2 separate regions of the Homo sapiens genome follow, and region 2 is linked to region 1. Evidence: chromatin loops called from intact Hi-C (ENCODE). Cell type or tissue: IMR-90. All regions are shown on one strand. Each heading gives the region's core, and the rest is flanking DNA. Links, peaks and the distances in the headings are about the cores only. Region 1 has its middle 55 kb from the start of LINC02375. Region 2 has its middle 76 kb from the start of LINC02411.

What was found. Hi-C counts contacts between places; a loop is a spot of excess contacts. Peaks named below come from ENCODE experiments on the same cell type or tissue, not always from the same donor. Only the 100,000 strongest peaks of a DNase experiment are listed, where the experiment ranks them.
Region 2: it touches region 1 in a loop (5-fold over the local background); 2 of 110 quality-filtered maps call a loop at or near these places.

Annotation. Positions count from the first base shown.
Region 1 is chr12:127,388,859-127,400,865 of GRCh38, reverse strand. No RefSeq gene overlaps it. Among named protein-coding and RNA genes, the nearest start is that of LINC02375, 55 kb to the right of the region's middle. In IMR-90, for the core only: no CTCF peak of the experiment used is centred there; a DNase peak (open chromatin) is centred at 6,765.
Region 2 is chr12:127,554,068-127,566,074 of GRCh38, reverse strand. No RefSeq gene overlaps it. Among named protein-coding and RNA genes, the nearest start is that of LINC02411, 76 kb to the left of the region's middle. RefSeq lists an enhancer at 5,591-6,790. In IMR-90, for the core only: a CTCF peak has its summit at 6,110; a DNase peak (open chromatin) is centred at 6,224; H3K27ac peaks cover 243 bases.

The sequences.
Region 1 (12,007 bases), core at 2,339-10,338:
GGAGGCTGAGGCAGGAGAATTGCTTGAACCCGGGAGGCGGAGGTTGCAGTGAGCCGAGATTGTGCAACTAAGTGAGACTCTCTAAAAAAAAAAGAAAGAAGAAAAAAAGATATACAAATAGATCAATGAAACAGAATTAAGAGGCTAGAAATATATGCATATGCATATATATGTATATATGATCAACTTATTTTCAGTCATGACAAGCTAAAGATGACAAGAAAATATCTGCAAAGTCTATATCTGATAAAAGTGAATCCTGGTGCTCTCCTTCACAGCGGTGTGAGCCACCTCTGCCAGGGCCTCCTTGTGCTTTCATCACGAATGCCGTTCACCACTTACCTTCTAGGCATGTGGGGAATTATCCTTGCTGGCCCTGGGGTCAGATGGAAACATGGGACTGCTTACAACCTCACTTCCAGGCCAGTCATTCCATTGTCACACAAGAAAACAACCAAAGCTCTCATACCACAAAGATCACATGTTCCAGATGCAAAGCTGGGTCCATAACGTGAAGCATTTGTGTAAAGACAGGCAAAGCCTCAGACTTGGTGTTTGTAGAAGCATCGAATGAATAACTCTGGAAGGCTAACAAGACAATGGATAGCAACTTTGGCTGAGGAGCTGAGAGGCAGCAATGGGAGAATAAGTTTTCAGTTATCCTTTATGATTTTTAATTTTGAATCATTGGAATAGATAATTTATTCAGAACATTGACATTGTATTATACAAATCAAAATATACATTTTCCAGCAGGATACTCAGGCAAACATGAAAACCCATGGATGTTTGTCTCCCAAAATCTTTACCCAGGGCCCATCGAAGAGTTAAGAAGATCCAATAGCCCTTCTACTGTGCACTGTGCACTGGCAAACACCACATTATTTTTTAAGTCACCCAAACCAAGATTTTTTTCTAGTTTAGAGAGATTTAAATAGAAATTAATTCATTAAGTCATTTTACATTTTATTAAGGGTAATACTAAGAAGAAACAAAAAGACGGACTATTCCTAAAAGTTGCATTTAGGAAGTTAGTTTAAGATGTTCCGGAGCCATCATTTCCTGGAAGGGCTTGAGATATTGGGAGAAAGAAACAGGCAAAGAAAAAAATAATTACACCAATTGTCTTAGCTGTCCCCAGGCTTGTCAGGATGCTGCTGATAAAAACCAGCTAAGCTGGAAGTGAGTGTGAATTGTTAACTTGAGAAATAGCTGTGGATTTGGCAGCTGCGAAAGTGGAGGTGCCCAAAGTATTTGCTCATTATTAAGATTTATCGTTTCCAATTCTGGGAAAGTGTTGGCTAAGCAAAATAAGGCCATTCATACCAGTCTGCAAGGTATATTTTACTTTAAAAATAATAAAATGAGAAGAAAAAGGAGGATGAGGAGAAGGTAGGATTATCTCCTGTGATTTGGAAGTGGGGTAATGAGTTAGCTGAATTGTTAGAAATGGAGTAAAGAGTCAAATAGGACATTTCTTAGAGTGTTTATACTGCAAAAATGTATTTAAAATTGAAATAACAACAGCAGAATTGACCAACTCAGAGATTTTGGTACAAAGTTTCAATGAAGAAAACAGGCCAGTTTGTAGAAAAGTTAGAAAATAATAAATATACAAATGCCTTATGTACCCAACACCCAGCTTTATCAACTCTTAATATTTTGATGTATTTCCTTTGGCATTAAGAAAATATTACAGATAAAATTGGAAGTCTTATGTGCCTTCCTGATTTCATTCTTTTTATCCATTTCCCAAGACTGATGATGGATTTTATGTATCAACTTGACTATGATGAGGGATTCCTAGACAGCTGGTAAAACATTACTCTGGGTATATCAGTGAGTGTTTCCTTAAGAGATTAACATTTTAATTGATGGATTGAGTAAAGGAGATTTACTCTTACCAACGAGGGCTACAATCGATCCTCTAGCTTTTTGAACATAGGTAATACAGTTGTAACTCTTGAGTGTCGATTCCTAGTAATTATCCATACCGGATATGTACTTCATTGTTTTCATCGACTAGTTTTTCTGTTCATTCAGGGTCATGTTTTTCTTCTTCTTTGAATTCATGGAAATCTTTAGTTGGATGTCAGGTGTTGTGGATTTTACTCCATCGAATGCTGATGTTTTTGTATTCTAATAAATATTCTTGAAATTTGTTCTTGGATGCATTTATGTTACTTGAAAATTTATCCTTTTTTACTATTTCTTTAGGGATTTCTCAAGTGGGACGAGTACTGCGTTTAATCAAGGATTCAATTTTCCCCACTACTGAGACCACAATCTTTTCAACATTCTAGAAAACGGTGGCATAAACACCCTAGGATGGCCCCCAATGAGTCATACCTTTGTGTAAACCTCTCTCCTCCAGTGTGGGCAGAACATGTGTGTGATTTGCTTCTATCTGATACAACACGGCAAAAGCAATGACAGGTCACTCTTGTAATTACATTATGTTATATAGCAAAGGTAAAGGGTTTGTCAGATGTAATTAAAACCTCTTATCAGTTGGCTTTAAATTAAATAAAAGGGAGATTATCCAGTTTGGCCCTGACCCTTTAAGCGACGGTCTTGAGGTCGAAGACTCTATAGCAGCAGTTACTTTCTCTCTGTTTCTGCCTTTGAAGAAGCAAGCTGCTACTCATCCTACAGCCTCGAGGCAATTAATCCTGACACCATGAGAGATCTTGGAAGGAGATCCTTCCTCGTTTGAGCTCTGAGATGGAACACAGCCCAGCCAGTACTTTGATCTCAGCTTTGGGAGACCCTGAGCAGAAGGTTCCCCATCCACAAATTCTATGAGATAGTAAATGTGGTTTGTTTTAACAAACGATGTTTCTGGTAACTTGATACACAGCAGTTGAAAACTAGTGCCATGAGATTTACCTGTCTGATGGATTTTTTCTATTTTATGGAGATTTAAATAGAAATTAATTCATTAAGTCATTTTGAATTTTATCAAGGATAATACTAGGAAGAAACAAAAAGAGGAACAATTCCTAAAAGTTGCATTTAGGAGTATAGTTTAAGATGCTTTTGGAGCCATCATTTCCTGGAAGGGCTTGGGATATTGGGAGAAAGAAACAGGCAAAGAAAAAAATAATTACAGCAATTGTCTTAGCTGTCCCCTGGTCTGAGGTGTGTTCTCTTTAATCGTTCGGGTGGTTCTTTCTCTGTTGTAGGCTAGCTTCTTCGTTCATATATCCACTGGTACTCTCGAATTCACAAGAGGGACCCACTGCTGGTCTCCAGAATTCTCTCCCAGGGCAGTCGTCTCTTATTGAGTGCTCTGTTTTTTGATCAGCTCATCGGTGTTCTCCCTGTACCTTCATCTCTGTCTCGTCAACTCAGTGCCTGCTGGGCATAGTCTGGGTTCCCTTTTCCTAAGCCATAGCCTGGAAACTCCCTCAAAGGGAGATACCAGGGCAACTACACATCTCAGCTCATTGGTTTTCCATCTCTCAAGCAAGGAAGGATCACTTTCCTTCACTGTCTGAAGTCCAATTTCTTGAAATTGATTGTTTTCTATATTGTTTCTGATTTTCTAGAAAATTTGTTTCAGGTAGGAGGGGATATCCGGTCCCTATTATTCCACCTTGGTTAAAAATGGATCAAAATTTTATATTATAATGTCATGTTAAACATAAGCAAAACCAAACAGTAGTGGGTGGGATTCATATTAAACATGTTATTCAATCCAATATAGCCAAAATATTAACATTTCAACACGTAATCAGACTTAAAAATATGAATGAGGTATTTTATACAATTACATTTGCACTAAATCAACCATATCTTCGTGCATTTCACATTTACAGCACATCTCACTGCAGACTAGCCGCATCCCACATGTTAATATCATCTGTGGCCAGGAACTACCTTATTGGCAGCATAGCTCTTGACCTTCAAATACCAATGACTGCCTTTCCTGTCAACCTGAAATATTATTTTCACAGCAAGAGCAGAGAAAGCATAACCGCCCTTGACAAAACGGAAATGAGGATGTGGTGCCTGGATTTTATGCAATTTCAGGAGGAGGTTATTTGCTCATGTCTGATTCTCAGAGCCAGCCATTAGATCCTGATGAAAAAAAAGTTGTGTGAGTGGGAGAGAATTAGATGAAACGACCTCAGGGCCATTGAAGGAATCCGTGAGCGGGAATGTGCCCCGCTCCTCTCCAGGACACCAGTGTTGTTGGAGACTCAGGGAGTGGGAAGGATGTCAGGAGGGGAAACGGGGGTGATGAGGGGACCCCACGCAGTGGGGCTGTGGCAGCTGCCTGTCATCTAGCCCAGTCCTCAAAGCTCAGCCACAGCCCAGCCTCCCCGGGAGCCTTCCCTGGCCTGCCCGCCTACGCAGGTCTGTCTCCTTCACTCACCTGCAGCTCAGGGGCTCTGCTGCACTCGGCACATGCTCCTCTGAGACCTGCTCAAACTGTGTTTAACACTCATTCATTCATTCAGCAGAGTACCTCCTACGTCCCAGGCAGACTTCATTCATTCAGCAGAGTACCTCCTACGTCCCAGGCAGACTTCTACGTTCTGGATATATTAGTGAGCAAAACAGGCAAAAATTCCTGCCTTCAAGGCATTTCATTCTAGTAGAGGAATGGAGACCTTGCGCATAACAATATCTACGTTGATATGTTAGAAGTGAAATGATACAGAAAGAAATAGGGCAAAGAATGCAGGGAGTTAGAATCGCAGAGCTAGAGAGCTCACAGTAAGACTGGCTGCTCAGAGTGTCGCCAGGACGTGACCTTTGAGAAGGCATCTCCTTTTCACTTTATATTCTCTCTTTGTATTCATGCCAGTGAGTTGGGATAATTACTACACTGCCAGGACCACTTTTTTTTCTTAAGTTAGATTTACTCATTTGATCTGTAAACACTTACTGGGGATGTGGCTGGCTTCCACTCATCCTTCAGGTCTCAGCTCAAATATCACCTCCTTATAGAGACAGTCCCTGAACACCCTCTCATGCTCTCCTATTGTAGTTTATATTCTGTGGGTGCAAAAGTAATTGCGGTTTTTGCTATTACAGGTAATTGCAAATTACTTTTGCACCAACCTAATATTCTTTTATAGTTTAATTTATATTATTTATATTATATCTTTATTTTAAATTCAAATTTGATGGTCATATTATTATTTTTATTGATATTATTTTAAATTGACAAATCATTGTACACATTTATGGGGTACAATGTGAGGTTTTGATATATGTATACAATGTGAAATGATTAAATCAAGCTGATTAATACATCCATCAACTCATTTACTCATTTTTTTGTGGTCAGGCTTTGACATTTACTCTTATTTTAAATTATACATTACTATTGCCTGTGGAATCTAAAAAAGTCAAACTCATAGAAGTAGAGAGTAGACAATGGCTATCAAATTTAAATTTGTATTTAACTTTTGAAGCTTTATATTTCAAGATAATTGCAGTTCACAGGTGGTTGTAAGAAATAATACAGAGAGATCCTGTGCAAACTTCACCCAGTTTCCCTCAGTGGCCACAACTGCATAACTATAGCACAGCACTTAAACTAGGACATTGAAATGGACACAATCCATGGACCTTATTAGAATTCCCCACTTTTACCTGCACTTGTGCGTGGTGATTATTCTATGCAGTTTATTCTATGCAATTGTACACATGTGTAGACTCATGTAATCACCCTCATACTCAAGATTCAGAACATTTTCTTTCTCCTTTCATAGCTACAACCACTCCTCTCCCTCCCAGCTTCCTCCCTAACCCTTGGCAAACCCTAATTTTTTCTTCATCCCTATGTTTGTGTCATTTTAAGAATGTTATGTAAGAAGAATCAGATAGTATGAAACCTTTTGAGATGGTCTTTTTTTTTTTTTTCCATTCATTGTAATTCCTTTGAGGTCCATCCAGGATGGTACATGCCTCAATAGGGTGTTTCTTTTTGTTTCTTAGCTTCTCTGGTGCAGATTGTTTAAATATTTAGCCGTAAAGAACATTGGTTTGTTTCTAGTCTGGGACTATTACAAATAAGACTACTCTAATCATTCATGTACAGGTCTATAAGGGATCTACTTTCTTTGCATTCTCCCCAGCATTTGGTATTATTATTATTATTAATTTTTTTTTTTTTTTGAGAAACAGTCTAACTCGGTCACCCCAGCTAGAGTGCAGTGGCATGATCACCACTCACTACAGCCTTGAAATCCTAGACTCCAGCGATCCTCCCACCTCAGCCCCACCAAGTAGCTGGAACTATAGGATGTGCTGCCACACTCAGCTTTTTTTTTATTATTATTATTTTGTGGAGATAAGGTCTTGCTATGTTGTCCAGGCTGATCTCAAACACCTGAGCTCAAGTGGTCCTCTCGCCTCAGCCTCTTAAAATGTTGGCATTATAAGTGTGAGCCACTGCAACTGGCATTTTGTTACTTTTTAATTTTAAGCATAAGTGTGTGTTGGTATCTCATTGTGGTTTTAATTTTCTATTTAACTCTCTAAAAATTAAACTGCTCTGTTGGACTTTTATTATAGCAATTATATTTTACTTGGCATGATTTTATTTATTAATACCTATTAAAGGCAAGGGAGACTTGTCTGTTTTGTTTGCCTCTGAATTCCCATTTTCTGGCATTTAGTAGGTACTCAACAAATAAATAGTACCCTGTAGATAAATATGCCAGTGACTGTGCTAGCCCCTGGGGTGACTAAGCTGTTAATAACAGGCTTGGCCTTTAAAATGCTTACTGCATTATGCAGAGTTTCTTAGCGTTGGCATGACTCACATTTTGGGCCAGAACATTATCGTGGGTGTTGGAGAGATGGCTGTGCTGTGTTATGGGATGTTGAGCAGCATCTCTGGCCTCTACTTGCTAGATACCAGAAGCATCACCCAGTTTGTGATAAACAAATTTGTCTCCAAGTATTGTCCAATGTTCCCTGGGGGTTCAGATGGCTCCCAGTTGGGAACTAATGTTTTATTAAGAGAGATAGATGCGTTTTCCATGAAGCCAAGTGTATATAAATATACTTACCAGCTAGGTGTGAGGATATGGCTCAAGACTCAATCAACTAGTCATTTCTTGTCTCCCAGAATGCAAATTACGTCCCCAGAATGTCACAGAGTATCCTGTCAGATCTTTGAGTATACTCGATGAATTAAACAAACACTGATTAGAGGATTCCTACACTTTGCCAGGCACCATGCCAGCCACTACAGATGGTGCAGGGAGCAATACACACATAATCTAGTCCTCAAGGAGTTATTGTCTACTGGGGGAAGTCAGAGATTGATCAAGTTATCTTAAACATGATGCTCATTGGGAGGCCGAGGCAGATGGATCACCTGAGGTCAGGAGTTCGAGACCAGTCTGGCCAAGGTGGTGAAACCCCATCTTTACTAAAAATACAAACATTAGCCAGGCGTGGTGGCAGGCACCTGTAATCTCAGCTACTCAGGAGGCTGAGGCAGGAGAACTGCTTGAACCCGCGAGCCGAGATCATGCCATTGCACTCCAGGCTGGGTGACAGAGCAAGACTCTGTCTCAAAAATAATAATAATAATTATTATTATTATTATATTATAATTATGATGCTTATTTGGGAAGTGAAGTGAAGTCAAGGGTGCTTTGGGGCTGCTTACCAAAGAGGTGGGCTGGACTGGCCTGAGAGCTGTTATTAAGAAAGATGAAGACTACATAAGTAGAGAAGATGGGATAATGACCTAAATCAGAGGGCTTTGAAGATATTAGCATACAAGGTTTAGTTTAAGATTGGTCAGCCCATGGTTTTCATACTGAATTCCATAAGACCATATAATGCAGGAAAATGCACTGGGGGACCCTATTGGAATAAAGGAAGTGCCAAGAAGGCATAGACACAAGTCTCCTTCCCTAAGATTCAACAGAATAGCCATACTTTTATCTTTTTTACAGTGGAGTTGCATTTTGGTGTGGTGGTGTGCATCCTGTGTTCTAATATTGGCTCATAGGGTACAGATAGCTTAGAAGCAAAATGATCCATGAAAACCTATGCAGGAAAACATGGTGCAGAAGACAGACACATTTATCTGTCCAATTCAGCATCAGTAAGTCCACACAGCCAGCTCTTCCTCAAGGTTGAGCACAGTCCTTGGGTTGAATACCAGGTGGAGCTGGTGTAGGCCTGGGCACCATGCTGCCTACACAATAGACACCATTAGTAGGCTACAGAATAGCCTAGGAGCACACTCAGTGTAGAAAGAGGCTCCCATCCTAAGAAGTGCCTGGATGCTGAGCCTGAGTGAGAAAATGACAGGTCCTCATCTTCCAACCCAGGCTCACTGCAGGACGCTTGCATGTTGAAGGAGACTGAGCCTGCTTTCCCCAGATATCCTCATAATTTATACTCCCTTTTTCCTCCTCCTCTCCCTTAATATTGTATGCTGTATGTGTTTTGGGGGGAGGAGAGAAGAAGCTTGGTGGGTTCCATATAAGTGAAAAAGACAAGGGCTATTCTTAATATTTTAATACACAAGGCGCCCCTAATTATGATAAATTGCAGGCTATTGCACTGTCAAAGAAGTCACCTAACAGAGTTAAAACAAAAGCCATCCAGCACAGGATTGTGAATGACCCGGTTTCCATCACCCTGAATTGAGCTTTACCCCGATCTAAGAAAGGCGATGGCAGAGCAACTGATCCACAATCTTCCTGAGGCTGGAATCACACATGCCAGCTTGCTCCTTCTCTGCCAGTGTGCCCGCCAGGACCAAAGTAGGCTGAGAGATGTTCTATTCACAGGGAAGCTCTTTAAAACTCAGTGCCCAGGGTTTTTACTGTGGGCCAGTCACCTAGGTATCCCCTGCCTAGCGGATTCCAAAATTCCAGACCCCTAGAGAGAAAACGAGTGTTCAGCATGAACCATATTGTTTGCACAAAGAGATTAGGCATAGTGAGGGAATGGTGGGAAGCCTCCTCCTGAAATCTGAGTTCCTGGACATGGGCCAAGCATCAGCTTTGCCAGCAGGCTTTCTAAGGAGGGCATCCTTAGGCCTCCTGCCATTAAGAAGCAGGATAAACAGGTGAATATGTGGGGGAGTTCTTATGACAGGGAGGAGACTCTTGGTCTGAGCATAGTGGGTGGGAAAAGGGGTGACTAAAATCCCTAAGTGAGTGTCCTTTTATGCACACGTGGGAAACAGGGCTTATGGGAAGAAAGCCCTTTTGGAAGAAGGCTGTGTGCTCTAGCTTGAGGGAGAAACAGCCAAGCAGTGTGGCCACTTCACACCTGACCCCTTCTAGCACACACACATTCACACACACACACTCACACCTGCGCTTCTTCACCCCAGCAAAAATGCCTAATGCATATCTCATGGCTGAAACTCTGATAAAAATTCCTCAAAGGCAGTGGTAATTATTAAGTTGAGAGTATCATGAAGCACTTTTCTAAATTGGAAAGGCTTATCAAGAATAGATCGTGAGCAGATGAAATTAATAGCTATGAACAAACTTCCATAGAAATGGACTTATTACCAAGTATGTCTACTCCCCAAAAGTACAAGAAGTCTTTCCTCTGGATTGAGAGAACCAATTCAAAAAAAAAAAAAAAAAAAAAAAAAACAACCCACTTTACATAGAAGTGGCTCTGCCTTACTTGTTATTCCATTCATTGCTGGACTTGGGCAGGTTCCCGCAGCTGGTCCAGTTCACAGGCTGGGAAGTCAGAGAGCAGCAGGACGTGCCCACAGTCAGAGGGGCTGACCCTGTCATGCAGACCTACCCTCTTTGCCCAAAGACTGGCCACTTCTCTTTCTTTACCCCACGACCAGAGTGTGAATTTAACAGGATGAAATGGCTGGTGGCAGAGCTCATTTCTCCTCTCACTGGATCTTTGCTTCCCTGGCATTAGCTTCTCTGAGGTCTACGGAATGCTGAGAACCTGGCAGGTGTTGGAAGCAGTTCCCTAGTTCTGGTTACAAATCACAGCGCAGCCCAAAGAGAAATTGAAAATTTGATCTTACAGGACCAAGCATCCCTTGTAGGAAGTGATTTAATCGATGGATTCGTGGAGAATTCCTGTGACTAGGGAAGAGGCTTTTTAGCCTGGAATGCTGTGGATGGGAAATGGTGGTGGGGTGGAGGCTTCACAGAAAACTGGACACCTAAGTTTCTAAGTTCCTGCATCTCTTCATCAATTCAAAACTCAACCCTTAAATTCTCTTTTTATTTGTCTTTTCACTAAAGGTATCAAAGTAAATAGGGGTCCTCTAGTGGGGAAGATGGTTCTGTGTGCACTCACTTTCAGTTCTCTCGTGGTTCAGAAACCCTTATTCAACACAAATTTTCTTCCCCATGCAAAGTAACTTGTACCAATTGATATTTGAGGAATCATAGCACCCATGTATCCACACCCAGCTTGAGCTCAGCTGGGACCATTTGGTTATGTCATTGTAATAAATTTATATTTCAATTTAAATAGCCACTTCTGGTTGATGGCTGCAATATTAGAGCAGCATTTGGAAGTTTCTACAACCTTAGCTAAGTGGAAAAAAGTTGGATATGACCAATCCTATATGAAGTCTAACATAGCTCAATTGGGGGTAGAATTTGATATTAGGCAGGACAGTGCATTTTGGTTTTGTCAATGCCATGGCTATATTCCAGTGTTCCTCTGTTACCTCTTGGCAAATGCAAAGAAGCAGATAATTGTGGTTTCCTCACCCACATTCCTACAGAAGTCCCAGTGCAGGGAGCTGTCCGTGGTAGGAGATTTCGTTAGACAAGCAACAGGCATCAGGTTCTTTTTCAAAACTCTTTCCACACAGGTTGGGATTTGGGAGCCCAGACTGCAGACCTTGCCTAGGCCCCCAGAGGCAGGAAAAGACTTCTCAGCCTACATTGGTCCTGGCAGGCTTATTGGCAGAGAAGGAACACCTGTGTGTAGCTCAGGCCTGGGAGGAGCTGGTGGATCAGCCGCTCTGCCGTCACCTTCCTTGGATCTGGGTGCAGGTGGATTCACGGGGACAGAAAGAGGCTGATGGATCAGGATCATTCACAAGCCTGTGCTGCATGGCTTTCTGTTTTAACTCTGTTCAGTGACTTCCCTGACAAGGTGATAGCCTGCAATTTACAAGTCCATGTCAATGACAAGGGGCTCCCTGCACATGCAAATACCACAATCACACTAGTCTTTTTCACTTATAAAGAATTCACCAACTTCATAGCTCCCCCCTGCCCCCACCTCCAAACACACATACAATGTTGCCATTCTATGAATTAAGGCAGGTGGGATTTTCTTGCATTACTTCTAATCCCATTTGGTGAAATGAGAAGTCCAGTGTAGTACCTTCTTACATTGCTCATAGTTTATGTAGCAAATCGTGTAGTGTATGAAGTTCTTTCTCACGCTTGGTCTCCTGATGCTTCCACATACCATGAGGTCCCCACTATTCTCTGCAAATTCTAAAGCTCGGGAAGTTTAAACCTCTGGTCCTTAGACCCCAGGTAAGTAGAAGCAGCATAGGTCAAGGTCCAGGGTGTGCTTTGTGATTGGAGGAGCGGTGAAGCTACATGAAATGATCCGGGCGGCTTTTCTGTGTGTGGAGCTAGGATTGTGGCATGCCCGTGCCTGGGCTGGGGAGGGAAGAGCTATGCGTGGCATGCACAGAGGTGAAATGCTGGCTAGGTTACTCATCCAGTGAAGGGCAGCCTGCTTTCCACAACACGGAGCCCTAGAGATGGATCATCAGCCCATTCTGAGCTGTGGGCTGCTGATGGACAGCTGTGTATTAGGCTCCACAACACTGCCATGTGACTTACTGAACTTGACAGTCATTCTTTTGGTTGACAAAGAAGAATGTAGCAATTTATTACATTCCTGACGTTCTGCTGAGTCTCAGATTTTAAATGGAACATTAATATGTTTGTTTTCCAGAACAAATGGCTCCTTCTGTTAAATCTTGCACCAGACGTGGCCTTACCAGGGCCCGGCAAATTACCTGGCTGGGGAGTCCCTGACTGAGGAC
Region 2 (12,007 bases), core at 1,575-9,574, 170 kb before region 1:
CGCAGTTTCTCCTTCTGAATCCAAATAATACGTGGCCATGTGTGCCAACGAATTCAAATCAAGAGAAGTCACCTCAAACCAGGCTCTACCTGGTTGATTCAGTTCTTCTTCTTTTTTTTTTTGAGAGGGAGTCTCGCTCTGTCACCCAGGCTGGAGTACAGTGGCATGATCTCGGCTCACTGCAAGCTCTGCCTCCTGGGTTCATGCCATTCTCCTGCCTCAGCCTCTCGAGTAGCTGGGACTACAGGCACCCGCCATCAGGCCCGGCTAATTTTTTTTGTATTTTTTAGTAGAGACGGGATTTCACTGTGTTAGCCAGGTTGGTCTCGATCTCCTGACCTCATGATCCACCCACCTCAGCCTCCCAAACTGCTAGGATTACAGGCATGAGCCACCACGCCCGGCCAATTTAGTTCTTTTGTAAAAACGTAAGTCATGGTCTTTGTCTGACTGTCAGTTTTGCCTCAGGATAGACTTCGTGGTTCCTTCCACCAATTTCAAAGACTTCTGACACATTTCTCAACTCTAAATTTACTGGTCACCTCTCTTGAGGGGAGGATAAAACAGCCCTGGCTGCTGAGTTACTGAGTTACAGATGGCAGAGCAGACGGAAAAATCCAAGCTGATTCTGCGTCACCTGGCCGGTCCACACTCCTGCAACAGCCTTTGATGCCAATGCCAGAGAGGTGAGGAAGTCACAGGAAGACAGGTTGGAAGCTTGCTATCTAAAGAGAAAGGAGGGATGATGGATCCAGCCCACAGATGAAATCAACCATCTGCAAAGAGTCCTGTCCATGAGAAGGTCCAAGTGGCTTCAGGACACAGAATCCAGGCTCCACTTTCCCTGAAGGTTCTGCAGATGAGGAGCTTTGGTCAGTGGCCCAGCCCTCCACGCTCCTCCCTCCTTGGCTGGAGGCTAGGCATCATCCAGGTCTCTGTCCGCATGTCCCCCAGCAGGATCCTCCCTTCACTCCCCCACCTGCCTGCTGTGAAGCCGACTCCACCTCAAGTGAGTCTCTACCTTCCCATGCTGTGCTATTGCCATCACATCTTTTCTCAGTCTCTGAGATGATCTAGCTTATTTTCTGGTCAATTGCCTCTCTCTCACTCTACATTGTGAACTCTATGAGCATGGAGGACTGGCCTACCTCCCTTAGTGTGGGATCCAGAGTGTTGGGCACAAGGCCCGGAGTTAGTAGATGCTCAATAAATACTTGTGGGAAAAATGAGTGGAGCCAAGTCAGCCCAAAGCCAAGTGTTCTTCTCATCTCTGCAGATACAACCTTAGGCAGGGAGGTCAACTGATTGGTGTCCTAAACAAAAAATCCCCCAAACACTTATTGACATAGATGATATAGAACAGACCCTGACTTTTGCCTCCCTGGTACTTACCTGCTTGCTAACAGAGATCAAAAATTGATCAGATAGAAAGTGGAAGTCCATGATGGCAGAAAAGATGGACTCTCATAGAAGTAGATGAAAGGATGGGGGTTAAACATGTGACAAAATCGCCTAGAACTAGACACAAGCACACACACACAAGGACAAGGATTACACACAAGTATTAAGTTGGTGCAAAGGTAATTGCGTGTTTTGACATTATTTTAATGGCAAAAACTGCAATTACCTTTGCACCAACCTAATACTTATAAAACTGGTGAAATCTGACCGGGCTCTGTGGATTGTACCATGTCAATTTTCTTTTCCTGACATTAAACAAGGTGTTACCACTGGGAGCCTGGACGAACGGTATACGATACATTTTTTTTTGTATTTTCCTCTGAATCTATAATTATTTCAAAATAAAAAGTTAAATAATGTATAATGAACACCCGTACCTTGTAGGGAGGGGATAGAGCAAGGTTATCAAGTGTAAAAAGGTAACAAAGGTATAGCAACACCAACCTCATATTTTCTTCTTGAACTAGTCTCAAAGATTTAAAGAGAACTGAGTACAGGTCACTCTCTTACTGTCTGGTTTTGTGTTATGCCCACTGTTAAATGGAGAGCCTGAAATCATCATGCCATTAAGGCTATATGTCTTCCACATTGGAGACTCTAGACTATAAGGTAAAAGTCCACTCTCCTCAGTCTAAATTTCATGGCTTTCTCCAGCAGACTCCACTCACCTGACCTGTTCATTCTGGAACACCATGTTGAGCCTCCCTCTTTTTTGCATTCTCACGTAGACTTGGACTCTTCCTTGGCAACGCTTATTACAACTGCAAACACAGAATCCAGTGTATCCCTGGTTGCCGATCTTCTACCTCTCCTATAACCATGCAAGTCCCACGCAGCAGGGATCATATTCTTTGTTCCTTTTATGCCTCAGGCATGTCATGGGGGCTCAGTCAACATTTTAGAAATATAATGGAATGAATTACTGCTCCGGAGTAGCTCAGGAAGCAATACATTCAGTGACCGTGTGGCCATTACTACCCTGTCTATTACAACTATGAATTAGACAAAGGCACCCCTTTCTCAAAATACTTTACGCCCATCTGTTAGCAAGCAAATCATCTGCTGATATGACGAGGACAGGACACTGTCTTGCCACCTGCTACTAAGCTGCTTTGCTAGACACTCAAAGCTACACCATCTACGATGGGAACAGCACCATCTTGATCACGGTGCATCTGTATAAAGCACAATCTATGGCATCATATTAGCACCTCCCGGTGCGTGTTCAGGTGGATATTGGCTGGGTCACTCAGTGGGCGAGAACTCTCAAGCTTCAGCAGGTGGGGGGACATCCATGGTCTTCAGTTTCTCTTCCTCTTGGGAGTTGCCTGCCCAGGGTGCTCCTCTGCTGTAGCCACCCCAAACCCCCAGTGCACCCTTCCCTGACCCTACATGGGATGAAAACTCCATTATGACTTTTGCAAGACCCATATAAATGTCAGGTTCTAAGGTCCACAGGGGGTTAAAAACAATATGAGTAAAGAAAAGAAAATAGTAAAGCTACTAAACTCTAAGTTAGCCCCCACCCTGAGAATGACATCATTGCTCAAAAATAAGCAGGGCCCAGACCTTGCAAAGAAAAAGACTCAGTGACTTTGTGGGCAAAGTGAGCAGGAAACAGGAGCCCTTTCTGCAGGGCCCTAGGCATGGAAGCCAAGACTATTGGTTTCGAAAGTGTTCACTGTGTTCCTTCCTAATGGGGTTACAGCAGATCTTGATCTGCTTATTCTAGACCAAGGCTTCCAGCCCAGGGCACATCGGCAGTGTCTTGAGACATTGTTGGTTGTCAGTTTTCAGGGCAGGGGAATGGCACCTAATGGGCAGAATGCAGGGACACCACTAAACATCCCAAAACCGACAGAACTCCCTCACCACAAATATCCCCACCCCCGGCCCCGCAAATATCAATAGTGCTGAGACTGAGAATCCCTGGTCACAATAGCTCTAAATTTTGCTGAGACGACAGTGAATGTACCAAGGGAAGGGGAGACGTTGCCCTTTTATCCATCAAAATGTCAGCGTAAGGGCCAAGCAGACGTCCTCCCCCACCAGTTCTTCTCAGTGGCGTGGGGGGAAACCCACCCTCACTCCTTTCTATCGGCTGCACTCAGTCTTCTACACCATGGCATGGATGCTACAGGATAATGACATTATCCACTATTGTAATCATTATTTTTTCATTGCTATTCGAAGAGAAAATTGCATAGGTTATTATATCAGATGGTGTTTAAAATGAGTCTGGGGTTCATATAAAATGCAATGTGCCAAGAACTATTACTGCGAGGAAGGTGGGAGGAAAAATGAGAGGTTATTTATTATTCAAGAAGCTGGGCACGGTGGCTCACGCCTGTAATGCCAGCACTTTGGGAAGGTGGGTGGATCATTTGAGGTCAGGAGTTCAAGACAAGCCTGGCCAACGTAGCGAAACCATGTCTCTACAAAAAATACAAAAATTAGCCGGGTGGCAGTGGCATGTGTGTGCTATAATTCCAGCTACTCGGAGGCTGATGCAAAAGAATTGCTTGAGTCTAGGAGGCGGAGGCTGCGGTGAGCTGAGATCGCGCCACTGCATTCCAGCTTGGGTGACAGGGTGAGACCCTGTCTCAAAAAAAAAAAAAAAAAAAATCAATCTATCTATCTATATATATATGTGTGTATATATATATATGTATATATATGTGTATGTACATATGTATTTATATATATATGAGGAGGTGGAAAGATATATATATATATATATATTCCACAGGGCTCATCCACCCACTTCCTTCCATCTTCACTCAAATGCCACCTTTCCAGAGAGAATTTCCTTGGACTCTCTCTAAATTACAAACATTTATCTTACCCATTTATATGCTATCCATTCCTGGCTTCATGTTATTTTTTCTTTTTAGCACTTTTCATGATCTAACATACTACTTACATTACGTATGTATTTTATTTTGTGGCTGCCTCTAAAGAATCTAAGTCCCATGAAGACGGAGATGTTGTTGTTTTGGTCCTTGTAAAATTCCCAGTTCCTAAAGTCATGCCCGGTATAAATAGGTTTTCAAAAAATATTTCTTGAATGAATTATTGAGGAAAAGATTGGAGAATTGTTAGTTACGTAGCCTTAATGCACCTACTGTTGCTAAAAATTTCAAAATGTTTCAACTATGTATGTCCTATTTTTCAAAAGAATAAACATCAGGAATCAATAAGAACAAAAATTCTACCTTACAAGTGATAAAGAAATATAAATAAAAACAAGATAATATTTTACTTGCCAAATTAGCAAGTATTAAAATAAATAAATTGGTACTACCCACTTTCAGTATGTATAAGCATTTTCTACACCACCAGTGAGAACATAAATTGGCTCAAATTTCCAGCAAAAATATTTTGTCAATGTATGGCAAGTCTCTAAAATTATTTACAAAAATTAAACTAATCATTCAATGTTAATAAGTAATCCAGGGAAATAAGACAGGTGGACAAAGACATATGAAAAGATTTATTGAAACTCTGCTTAATATCAAAAATTGAGAAAGTTTTTTAACTCACAAAAATAATTGGTTAAATAAGTTATATTTCAGCAATTTAGTAACATACTCTGGTCAATAAAACCCTGTGTATAAGCTTATTGAGGGGTGTAAGAAAAGCTAACAATAGATTCTCACGGTAGATTAAATGTTGCTACAATTCCCTGCCTCTCCCTGTGTTTACACATGCTTTCAAGATGGTTCAATCTTTTATTTTTCTCCTCGCACACTGGATGTTCTAAATCAAGAGCTAATAGAACACTGCTTATATTTGAAAGAGCTGAATAGTCATTGATTAGTCCATTCTCATGCTGCTATAAAGGAGTGGTCCAAAACTGGGTAACTTATAAAGAAAGAGGTTTAATGGACTCACAGTTCTGCATGGCTGGGGAGGCCTCAGGAAACTTACAATCATGGTGGAAGGGAAAGCAAACACGTCCTTCACATGACGGCAGAAAAGAGAAGTGCGGAGCAAAATAGGGGGGAAAGCCCCTTATAAAACCGTCAGATCTCATGAGAACTCACTCACTATCACGCGAACAGCAACATGGAGGTAACCGCCCCCATGATTCAATTACCTCCCACTGGCTCCCTCCCACAACACGTGGAAATTATGGGAACTACAATTCAAGATGAGATTTGGGTGGGGACGCAGCCAAACCATATCAGTCACTAAGGCCAAAATTAGTTGAACCTGGCCTTTCAACAGAGGTAACTAAAATGGAGAGGCTTAGCAGGGAGCTAACCCCATACAGCAAGTCAGTAAAGGGATGAGAGGTAGAGTTGTCTCCCAGGTCAGTCGCCAAGCCCTCCTGTCATATCTGTGCTTCCCCTGGGTCCTTTAGGTGATGTCACAGGGTGACTCAGTGTCCCTGAAAGGTTCAAAAAGCTCCGCACAGCATCCCAAGGAGTAGGCTGACCTGACATCCATTTCCATGGAGGGGACTGCTTGCCCGTTTCCCATCTTCTCTCCACAATAGAGCAGAAACAAACACAAGTTTCTCCTGCTGGTGATGCCATGAAAACAAAAACAGAAACACAAACTCCACAGTGAAACCCGTACCTTACGCTGCAGAATGTGAGAGGGCAACAGAGGACACGTGGACACAACCCTCTGAAGCAGCCCAGCAGGGGCGCCATGGAGCTAGTTAGGCCCAGAGAAGCACCGGTTTCCATTAATAAAGCAGATCAACCTCAAAACCACTTGGCAGCTGAGTCAACATCCTGCCTGCTAGCAAACAGGCGTTATTCATCTCCGCATTGAGAGCAGCACGTCACGACAGGATGCCAAGTCTATCTTCAGCAGTGGTGCTCCTGTTTATAGTTTATAGAAAATGATTTATTCCTGGAAACGTTCTAAGGGCTACATTTCCTGTTGGCTAAAAGCATCTTTCAAAGGAATCGTAACTAACAATAAATGCAACTGACCACCAAGCCTTTGGCACCCAGAATTCCCTAATACTTCACTCAGGTCAATTCAGGCCACACAGAAAAACCAACTCAGGGGCTGTGGGCTGCCCTTCAACATGACCTTAGCACTTCCTCTGTCACCACCTGTTCCCAGCCACCAGCACCCTCACCTGAATCTGATGGCAGCCTGCAAAGTAGCCTCTCTCCGTCCAGTCTTGCAATCCCTCCTCCCACTCCCCACACAGCACCCAGACTTCCAGTTTGATATTTTTTTAATGTACAAAAGTGAGATAATGTCACTCACCTGTTAAAAACCCTCCAGTGACTTCCCACTGTTGTTGGAAGAAAATCTAAACTCTCTCTATGGTCCTGGGAAGCCCCACATGATTGGCCATCTGTGTACATCCCTAATCTTATTTTGTAAAAATTTCCCAAACATTCAATGCATAGGAGCCCCACTGGCCTTTCTCTAGGTCCTGAAACACAACAGGCTCTTTCCCATTATAGACCCACACCGACACGGACCCCACAGCCTTGAGTGCTGTTTGCCCTACACTCTTCATCTCCTCACCTGCAGGACTTCACTTAAATGCCAAATTCTTGTAAAGCAGATCTTTTTTTCCAACTATAGATCGTAATCCATTATTGAGTCATGATGCTAAGATAGCTGGTATTCATGAGAACGTTTTAATAACAGAACAGAATATTGTTCTTAGAGGTAAAGAGTTTAACAAATAAAAATAAATATTTAAATATTTTTTAAAAGAGAAGAATAATGGAGGTCATTAGAATTTAGCCTCAGTGACCGTATCTGTCCCGTTCTCCCCTCTGCAGAGCAGCCTCCCTAGTCACTAAGGTATTAGTGCTTTAGGTGCTCCGTGCTGCCCCGCTCCGTCAATAACTGTGTGTGTAGAATTGGCCTTCCCTTCCTATGACCTCAGGGGCTCAAGAAGCTTTAGTGATGGTGACTGTCAAACTTGGAGGGCCCCTCAATGTCATAAATACACCAGACAGATTGAAGATGGGGGAAATCTCTCTCTCACACACACACACACCAGCAGCTGCTGACCCTAGTTTCCAGCACATGTTTTCTGCTATTTATTCTCCCAGTCCACGACACACTGGTGGCTGTCTTTAATGCACAGTGAGTCCTTCTGTTTTCTTGTCTGACTAGGCTGGCAACAGCCAGCGCCACATCGTATGAAGTCTTAAGACAGAGCTGTCTCTTTCCTGGAAATCAGAAGGCCTCCTCCTACTGCCTGTTTGACCTTAAGAAAGTCACTTTTGGCTCTCAGATTTTCTCATGGGAAAAATAAAGGGGTTGCTTTCTGAGAACTTTTAAGTCCCTTCTGCGGTAGGGACTTAAATATAGATATAGACCCTTCTGGTCTATTATCTTCATTTCAATAACATGTTTTTTCATCTTCCTGAATCCTCAACAAGGCAGGACATTGTTAGTTCCAAATGACAAAAATTTGCATTTTAAAAATGTAATATTTAAGTGAAAAAAAAAAGAAAAGGAAGCCATGGAATCTTATACAGGAAAAGTCCAGGGGTACCTCCAGGGACCTAAAGCAAGTCATCAGAAGACTGTTCCTCTCCATCTTTTCCCTCTACTGTACCATCTCTTGTGTTGATTTCCTTCTCAAAAACACTCTTCTTTAGTAGAGGCAGGATGGCATTTAAAAGCTCTGTAGTTTCAAGACAAGTCCTGGGAAAATTCTCACTGAAGCATTTGTGATTAGGTGGCCACTTGTGAAGTGACTTTGGCGGCCGCAGAAATAGAATGTGTGGATTGGACGGACCAGGCGTCGGCCCCACCCAAAGCTCACAGTTTGGGAGTCAAGGGGAGATGGTTCTCCAAGGGAAAATTGGTCTAGAGTGGACAAAAGGGAGAATGTATGTGTTTTTCTTTTTCTTTTCTTTCTTTCTCTCTCTTTTTGTTTTAGATGGAGTCTTGCTCTTTCACCCAGGCTGGAGTGCAGGGGCACATTCTTGGCTCACTGCAACCTCCACCTCCTGGGCTCAAGCAATTCTCCTGCCTCAGCCTCCTGAGTAGCTGGCACTTTACAGGCATGCACCACCACACCCAGCTAATTTTTCTATTTTTAGTAGAGACAGAGTTTCACCATGTTGGCCAGGCTGGTCCCAAACTCCTGACCTCATGTGATCTGCCCGCCTCCACCTCCCAAAGTCCTGGGATTACAGGCATGAGCCACTGCACCTGGCTGAGAATGTACGTTTTATGAGCAAAACAATAGCTGCCACTCCCAGTGTGTCCTAGCTGGAGAATCAACCTTCACGATCACCTTCCCTGTTTAAAAAAGTCTATCCAAAATGATCTATGGATCCTAGTTTACTGGAAGCCAAACCTGGTGATTACAATTCCGAGCCATGCAATCATTTGACCCCGAGGTGACATTTAATTCAAACCTTTGTTTACTTGTTATATTTTATATTCTCTCAGTATTGATCTCTTGTCTATGACTTGGGTCTTACAACCACTCTGAGATTGGGTACAATTTTCTTGATTTTTTAGGCTCTACCTACTCCTAACTTTTACCCTCTATCCTGATCCCAATATTTTGTGCTTGCTGTTTTTCCTGCCCCTTCTTCCTTTTATTCAGGTCTTTGCCCACATAACATCTTCTCAGAGAGTCCCTCCTGGATTTATAAAATTGTGGTTATTTCCTGGTTAGTTCATCTTCACTCTTAGCTTGACCTCCTTAGCTTCTACCTCCTGGCACAATATATGCGTTCACCTGTCTGTGTTTCTGCCATTTGTCTGTCTCCTCTTTCTTCTGGGTTCCTTAATCTGGGATCTGTGGATGGAATTTAGTTCTGTGGACTTTAGTTGACAAAAGGGAAGGAGTCACAGTTTTCACTTTCATTAAATAAGTTTTTACTTTCATTCAGCATTCTCTTCAATTATGATTACAGTATGATTAGCAGTCTACTGCTCATACTATTAGGTTTGTATTGTTGTGTAATCATAGGCCAGTGTCTTTGTCACCAGTGCAAACTGCACACATTTCCATGTTATTTTAAGCTCAGCAGATGATTTGAAATAACAGCTTTTTTGCCACTGTAGAGAAAATTCTGAGGTATATCCTATAGTCTCTGTGAGGCCTGAAGCAAGATTAGTGCCCAGCTGCCTGGTGTTAACCTAACCATTAACACACTTCCATGGACTTCCCTATGTTACTTCCCCACTTCCCTAGAAAACTACTTTTATGCAAATTTTTGTCTTAGAGAACTTTTGAAATAACACAAATGAAACCAGTTCCTCTTACCCCACAGAATATGATGTTATATTGTCATTGTCATGTGAACTTTTATCCAATAGCTCACATAGCAGGTGAGATTTATTTTGAAATAGAATGAGACAAAACTAAACTGAAAAACCAACAAAAAATTTCAAAAATCTTCAATCAGGTGTTTATGTCTTCATAGTTCCTGGGGAATAAGGTACTAACTTTTGCATCAGCTTATGACCCATGAAACTGACCCTAAGTGACTCAAGTGGGTTTAAAGCCCTGGCAGTCATCTGCAAGCACTCATCCAACATAGAAAAATGAACACTTTTTTTGCTATGTGGGTTTACTTTACATTTGTAAAGTATTTAACATAAAGTTTTACTGTATCATGATTGAAGACACTATGGAAGCATTCAAACAAAACGGATGTTGAATTGATACACATAGCCTCAAATTTCTCAATAGACCGGATATAAAGAAACTCAGAGATACTTGCAGTCTCAAGAATGCAGACTCACAGCCTGTGGGTGAGCCTCTGTCCCCTGTGGGTGGATGCTATCCACCATGCAGAGTCAGTCTATGGATGGTCCCCTCTGGGCCCTAAATGCATCCTTCAAAGGAGCCTGCCCCAGAGCATGGGAACATTAGAAAGATGGCTGGGAAGACCTTCCTATGAAGATGACACCTGGGCTGTGACTTGAATGAAGAGAGGAATTAGCCATTAATAGTGAAGGAAAAGCAGGCTTCAGGCTGAAAGAGGAAGAACTAGAAACAGGAATGGAGATGTGGCATTAACAAGGCAGGACAATACTAAACAGAGTGGTATTCAGGTGCCAAGTGAAGAAGGGGTTTGAAGAATAAAGGGATAATCAAACCCTGTTTAATGCTGCTGAAAGGTCAAGACAAAGATTTGTACCTTCAACATTCAGACCTCACCATCAAAAATGAAAGAGCACAAGGCCCTTTGTAAATATAGATCTCTATAACAACAAAAAGGAACATTATCTTTATAAATTCGACAAGTATTCCCCCTTTTCCTGAGTTCAAAGGTGTTCAGTTAAGCTTTCAGATCGTGGGATGAAGTGTCACTGGGTCAACACACAGGGGCAAAGTCTCCAGGTGCAAATAAAATGAAATGACACATTGGGATGCCACAAACCACATGTCAGCAGTTGACCCTTTCAATCGCTATGCTGAGAATTGTCATCACTCTTGAAGAGTCCAGGCAAGGCTTGGGCCTCTGACTATCCAGAGTGATCCGGAGAGAAAAGGGCTTCAAACTTCACTATCTTACTGGAAGTGCATAGTTACTTTCACCCACAGGCCAGCTAAACTCCATGCACATGGATGAAGGGTCACTTAGCCGACCTCCTCAAGGCTCCTCCGTGAAGGATCTCCCTAAAATGGGGTCATGTTTCATTTTATGGAAATTAAGCAGATGTACAAGTTAAACTTTAATGCCAATTTTTAAATAAAAATTTTATAATAGAATCTATTTTCATTATTTGAACATCAAGTTTATTTTTGCAAAAATGTAGTCACCTTTCTATAAAGAAAACTGGTGGCCAGGTGCAGTGGCTCACGCCTGTAATCCCAGCACCTTGGGAGGCCGAGGTGGGCGGATCATGAGGCCAAAAGATCGAGACCATCCTGGACAACATGGTGAAACCTCATCTCTACTAAAAATACAAAAATTAGCCTGGCGTGGTGTCAGGTGCCTGTAGTTTCAGCTACTCAGGAGGCTGAGGCAGGAGAATCGCTTGAACCTGGGAGGCAGAGTTTGCAGTGAGCCGAGATAGTGCCACTGCACTCCAGCCTGGCAACAGAGTGAGACTCTGTCTCAAACAAATAAAAAAATAAAAATAAATAAATAAATAAATAAAACAACCTAGAAAACTCGTTAGGAAAAATGATTCTGATTTCACAGAAAGAATAATAAATCTACCTACTGAAGATGTGTTTTCAATCCTGATCTGCTGCTAAACTAGCGTGGCAGAGACACCAAAATCCACACCGTGGCTCTGCCAGTTTCTTGCTGTGTTGCCTCGGGCAAATCACCCTCAGCTTTCTCAGCTGTACAATGGGGATAATTATATCTTCAATATGGAAAGCCGTGAGGATTTAAAGAGAAAAAAGATGTCAAAGGCACAGCACAGGTGCCAGCACACATTAAATGGTATCATTGAGGGTAACTTTGTGGCTAACATCATACATTTTTGGGTCATCTCATTCCAAAGTAGATTTTGGTCTTTGGAATGGGATGACCCGAAATGGTATCAGGTTGCTGGAGTGCTATATGATTTGTAATATGTGACAGTTAGGAATTTCACTTGCCTGCTTGACCTTCTAGAAATTAAA